Linked DNA regions of Homo sapiens: region 1 is linked to region 2. Evidence: chromatin contacts called from ENCODE Hi-C or POLR2A ChIA-PET data. All regions are on one chromosome and are shown on one strand. The core of a region is the stretch at or near the end of the contact, and the rest is flanking DNA. Distances in the headings are between cores, read along the strand shown.

The links. Hi-C counts contacts between places; a loop is a spot of excess contacts on that map. ChIA-PET counts read pairs that join two places held with the same protein, here RNA polymerase II (POLR2A). Pooled maps may share reads with other maps.
Region 1: a map of heart left ventricle shows a loop between it and region 2 (2.0-fold over the local background). The contact joins two enhancer-like sites. A Hi-C loop is called at or near these places in 1 of 168 maps with a recorded cell type or tissue (heart left ventricle) and 1 of 50 pooled maps. POLR2A ChIA-PET finds 5 or more read pairs at or near these places in 1 of 52 experiments (naive thymus-derived CD4-positive, alpha-beta T cell).

What each region holds. Positions count from the first base shown.
Region 1 is chr10:51,364,713-51,367,638 of GRCh38, reverse strand. All of the region lies in intron 2 of PRKG1 (protein kinase cGMP-dependent 1), which reads right to left. Among named protein-coding and RNA genes, the nearest start is that of MIR605, 67 kb to the right of the region's middle. Within about 2 kb of position 1,403, at least 3 of the 41 ENCODE cell types and tissues checked have a DNase peak (open chromatin) inside an H3K27ac peak, as active enhancers do.
Region 2 is chr10:51,243,493-51,246,730 of GRCh38, reverse strand. All of the region lies in intron 2 of PRKG1 (protein kinase cGMP-dependent 1), which reads right to left. Among named protein-coding and RNA genes, the nearest start is that of MIR605, 54 kb to the left of the region's middle. Within about 2 kb of position 1,715, at least 2 of the 41 ENCODE cell types and tissues checked have a DNase peak (open chromatin) inside an H3K27ac peak, as active enhancers do.

The DNA of each region.
Region 1 (2,926 bases), core at 154-2,653, 120 kb before region 2:
TTAGCAAATCAAAGGACTTTAAAAAGGATGAAAGGTATAAAAATAAGGGGGACAGACGCAACAAGAAGGAAAACATAGTATCTATCACTAGAAAGACTCTTGTCTAATTCCTTTTATGGAGCTAGTTGTTAAGTGTGAAAAAAGAAAAAAGGAGTAAATTCCAGCCCTGGGCATCATAAGAGATGTTCCCTCAGCAGCATTTGTACATACGCACATTTGGTTCCTACTTCTGCATATCGACACACCTCTTTAAAGGAAAACAAAATGCCCAAATTACCATTTTTAACTAGTAAGCTCTCTTTCAGTTGAGTTACCCTGTTGCCAAAAACACTCTCTTGCTCTTTTTGGAATTTCAATGTTTTCTTTTTGAGCCCTTTTTACTGGTAGAAGAGATAAGATTTCACAAGCTAATTGGATACGTGCAGCATAACTGTTAAAAGCCTCCCTGTTGAAATCCGTGGAGCTGAAAATACTTTCTTTTTAGCTCTTCTGACAACATGGAAAAAAAAGAGTCTTAGTTTCTAAATGAAACTGCTCAAAGAGAGGAAAAACCTAGTAAAACAAATGGGTAATCCCTCACTGGTTTTCTTAAATGATAAATTAATGAATTTAAAATTCCCCATCCAATTGCTATGATGTGAGTTATTTAATGGTGCAATGGCTCAGAACCCAAGACACCTGGATTACAACACTTGGTTTAGTCATTAATTTTTGCAGGGGGTCGGAGGGGTCGGAAGGGTAGACTTAGACATGTGTTTTTACCTCTCTAAACAACAAGGCTTAGAAAAATGAGGTAAAATTACTTTCTATTTTCTGTTAAAATAATGAGAGACTTGATTCAGAACATGAAAAAAATGAAGAAATTTTGAAGAAAGCTTTCATGTACATGCTGGAGAAATGATTTTTTATAATCTTGTCTAAATAAGTAAGGATATATATGGATGTATAACACAAATACACACAAACATTTAAATAGTGTGTCTTAGTTCTATGAATTTGAAGGCCAAGAAGGACCTCCAGTTTGTTTAAACAGATTGCCATGTTAACTTAACAGAGAGATAGAATCTGGAGATAACTGTATTTACAGATAGGTATGTTATCAGGTCTACTAATTTATAGAAAAGAGTAAATAAGTAGAAGCTTGAAAGGTTATAGAGAAGTTATCTCCATAAAGTATGGGCTGATCAGACGCTTCCAAAGTTTTAAAGCTTGTCTTGACAGGAACATTGTTTTCTTGGAGACCAAACTCATTGATTATAGAATGCTCTTTAAAATCTAAGTGGATTTAAGAAGGAACTGGTGGCTTTTTAATATCCACTTATAAGTGGTTGCAAACACAGATGAACTCCATGTTCTACTAGGAAAAACTGAAAGACAAAGAATTTCCAAAAGCACTGCCAGGTTTCCAGTTGGTTGGTGTCAGGGTGACATTGCACTTCCTTCAGCAGCAGTGATTGAGGAATCATACCAGAGAAATTATACCAGAGAAATAAAATGAGAAAAAAATGAGAGACTTCAAAGAGATGACCAAAAATAAAAAAATTACCTCATGCAAACGCAAACTCTAAAAAGTAGAACCAAATAATATAAAACTATCTTTTCCCTTAAATATAAATGATGCCATCTGCCAAGATATAGAACTTGAGTGATAGAGTCGTTTTTAAACAAAGACCTGGAAACAATTTTTTTTATTTAGTCTCTTTTACACAGCAATTTTTTTTTTCGTATAGTGATGGAGAGGAAAAAAAAGATTTAGTACAAAGCTATGCAGCTTGGAAATAAGATTACTTGGGGATAAGTTTATTCTATTGAAGGGAAACTAGTAAGAATATGCATATAGTGGATGAGACTAGGTACTTAAGAGAGATACTAAGGAATATCCCCCAAAAATGATGTTTCTCAAACTTGATTGTACATTTGAATCCCCTAGGAATCTGGTTAAAATGCAGATTCTAATTTACCAGCTCTGGGATTGGGCTGAGATTCTGCATTTCTACAAAAGCTCCTCAGTGATCCTGATGTTCAGCATCCTTTCACCACATGTTGTTAGAAATAAACAGAAACAATTAAAATTATTAGAATATTCAGCCCCCCAAAATTAACCAATTTATTGGGGCTGAATGGCAGGACTGCTCCACTGTAGAGACAGATGTATCAAGCACCCAGAGTTGGAAGCCACAAACTTTAAGATTATTAAGTTGATTTCCTCTTATCTCATGACATTATACTAACTGCCTTCTGATTATAATTTGATTCCTTGTGCAGGATTTCCTCTAGAGCAAATTGTGCTGGTTAGTCAACCCAGCTCCTACAGGAGGATGACAGTATGGAAAGAGATTGGGCTTTGAATCAGACAGAATAGGATCTGTTAGATATGTTGTTAATGATGATGAGTGGTGAAAACAAGACGAAGAAGATGATGATGATAGTGACAACAGGCATTTTACTGTGTGCCTACCATGTGCCAGATACTGTGCTTTGTGATTTACACATATTAGATCAATTTTATGACTTAATTCTGTCACCCGACAGATAAGAAAACCCAAAGTTATAGAGCTAGTAATGGTCTGTAGAGACTTAAATTCATCACTGTCCAGCTCCAAATTGATTTTCTGTGCTAATATATACATCCCAGCAGGAAAAGAACCTTTCATTATAACTGTTACTAAAGTAGGCACTCAGTAAATGGTAATTATTTGTTCTACTTATTATATAGAGTTTACGTGGTTATATTTGAATCCCTTGTGCATTTGGTTCACATGAGTCAGACTTCATAGCCTTATCAACTTGGATAATACTGACTTCTTGAATCTGTAAAGCTGAGAACTAAACTCCTAATCGTGATAAAGCCACTCCAGGGAGTCTATCTGAGCAATTATTTTACAAATTCAACCCAGATAAATGAAACATTTCTCAGATATTTACA
Region 2 (3,238 bases), core at 466-2,965:
ATTTATCATCATGTTTCTTTCTACTACTGTTTCATTGTTGGAAATATTTTCCTGTACCAACATCTGTCAGAAAAGTTGAAAAATGATAGATAAATCACCTCATTGTTTTTTTTTTTTCTTTTTTTTCTGTTGCTGTTTAATGCCAGGGGTTAGAAACATTCTGCAAAGGGCTGGAAAGTAAACATTTTGGGCTTACCTGGCCATACTGTCAGTGTCTATACTAAACTCTGCTATTGCAGTGCAGCATGGAAGTAGTCACAGACAATATGTGAAAAAAAATAGGCCTGTGTTCCAATAAAACTTCATTTACAAAAACAGGAGGTGGGCTGGATTTGGGCCAGAGTTTGTGGAGTGCTATCTCTCTATCTATGCTGTCTGGATCCTGTGGGCATGTGGGTTTGCAACCTCTGCTCCCATTTCTTTTCAGCTTCAGTTTCTATCAAAACAACTTTTTATTAGTTCCTTTTCCACCTCACTTTGGACTCGTTTATAAATGTTGATATTTGTTTCAAAATGGCTGTTATAAGATAATGTCAAATTTGTCTATTAACTTTCTGGGTCAGAGAAAGTCAGTCCATCTTGCGGAGCAGCAAGTGCAAATCTCAAGGACAGTGGAATGGTAGGTGCATAGCTATGAATTTGCTGCTCCCTTCCTCAAAACCTTTGAGGCTTCTCTATAGCCTAATAATACAATGGAGTCTGATACCAATGTACTGTCTCAGCCATATTTGTCCTCCCTTGCCCCACCTATGAATTATTTGCTCAAGCCATTCTGGATTGTTTGCTATTATCTAAGTATAACTCCTAGCTTTTGCTCTTCATTTCTTTGATCAAGCTTCCTACTCTCTAGTACAGAAGGAGGTTGGTTTAAGGGGAATCCAGTTCCACCCATATTATGAAGCCTTACTAAAATGATATGCTTCCCATGAAGCCTTCTCAAATTCCAACAGTTACAGTTAAGGTCTTCAGTCTCAGTGTTCTCTTAGCACAATGAGAACACTTTTTACTAGGTTGTATCATATGAGGTTGTTACACTTTTAGGTCAAATATTGGCAACCTAATATATATATTCTGCTTAAGATTATATCAATAAATTATATACATGTCTGTTCCACTCCTCAAAGGCAGAGACTGCATCTCATTCATCTTGCTACATGCCTGGTGTCTAACACAACACCTTGCTCAAAGAAGAGAAGTATTGAATTGACACACTGAATTTACAACATCTTCAGTATTAACAGAGTAAGGAAGATAGTGTGCACATCTCTAAATTACTTTTAACTACTGCAAGGAAGGCCTTAATTCCTGACCTAGATTACTTAAATTTATAAAAATAGTGCCAGGGTTTGGGGGAAAGGGGGCAGAGTTGTAGTTGAAAGATGCATTGGCACTTTGCTGGCTGCTGACATTCTGCTAATTTCACTAGATAACAGGGACCCAGATGTTGTTATATGATTAAGTCAGTTTCAACTAGAAATATTGTGAAAATCTTGTGGCCAGAGGAAGCCTCTCATATTCAGAGTAAAAAAAATCTAATTTAGTAAAATGTGTGATGTCTTATGGGCTGTCTTATATCCTTAAGTTCTTTTCAATAGGAGAGCAAAAGAGAAATCTGTTGGCAGTACAGTGCTTGCCACATTCCTGTTGCTAAGCAAAGGGAAGCTAGGGAGAAGAGGAAAAGCGAAGGTCTGTGAATCAGGGGCAGTAAAATTCTAATCAACTCTTGGTGTTATGCTTGGCTGACTTTCTAGAGAAGGAAAGGCAGCAGTCTGCATTGGTATATCCAAAGGCTCAGGAATGTAGTCCCAGTATTCACAAAGGAAAACGCTTCCACTGTGAAGTTTGCAGTTAAAAAGATACAATCTCGGTTGTAGAAAAAAAAAAAATGATAAGGTAACCTCAAGCAGCTGAGGAGCTCACAGACATTTTTTTCCAGTAAGTGACTATAAAACAGCTATAAAACGGAAAAATTATGACAAGGTATCAATCTCTTTTAAAAGGATAGTAGGATAATTTTTTATGTTAAGAAGGTTTTCATTACAAACATGCTAAAATGTAGTCTTTTTTTCCAGTAATTTGAAAATACATAAGTTTAAAAGTTAGGAAAGAAAACAAAAACCTTACTGTGTTTCATCCCTCTAGGGATCCCTTAAGGCATTTAGAGGTAAAGAGCAATTAAAACGGGGCCTTTGGATTCTTTGCAATAGAGACTCCACAGCAGGGGGAATTGGGAGGAGGAGGCAGAGTGTGTGTGTGTGAGAAAGAACCACTGAATGTTCTATAAATAAATATGATCTACTCTACATATCCCCCTAGACATGAGGGTGACCTCAGAAATGATATTGAGATTTCAGGCTACCTGCAACAAATCATTATCTTGGATTCACCTTGACAATATAAATGGTAAAAAAAAAAAAAAAAAGGAAGAAAGGGAATATTCCTACACTCAATTCAAATGCTTAGTTTCCTTAATTTCAATTTGCCACATAAATAAATGAAAATCTAATCAAATAACTAATAAGTTTTAAATAGTCCCATAGGTATTACATTTTATGTAAAGTATCTATGATATATTTTTAAAATATTTATGTTGTTCCTTCTTGGGAAATTTTATTGATTGTGTGTTTATATGTGCTCAAATAAGAAAAAGGTTATTTGAACATTGGGCCAAGAAAGATTCTATTGCTTGCAAAAGAAACAAAACATGACAACATCAACACAATAGAACAAAATTCAAAACTCGTTTGTTACATTTGTTAGGGATAATTACTGCACACTCTGAGCATCATTGGTCTAAGAATAATTTATTTACCAAAGCAGTAAGAAGAGTCTTTAGAAATTAACCAGGAAAATGGCAGAAGGCAATATAAGAAGTCAAGTAATACTCTCCTGCAAATGTAATTGTTCCGTTTCCAGCCCTGCTTCTCTAGGAGTATATCTACTGATATCTACCAATTAATTAGCATTTCCAGGTGCATTTAAGTCTTGGCATCAGGCCCATAGTCCTTGTTCACAGGTATATGAAAAGAGACCTTGCCAAATGCTCACCAGCACTATGGGGAATGAAACTGCCCATGCCATGATGGATTACATCAGGAAAGATCTATCTAATGAAGGTCTTCAGAAGCAACAAATCAACACAGAAAAATGGCTGATGTCCAGAAAAGGGAAAACAATTTCTTTAGGTCTCTGTACAGACGATGAGTCCAGGGAGGAGGAAGAACATGGGGAACTAGGT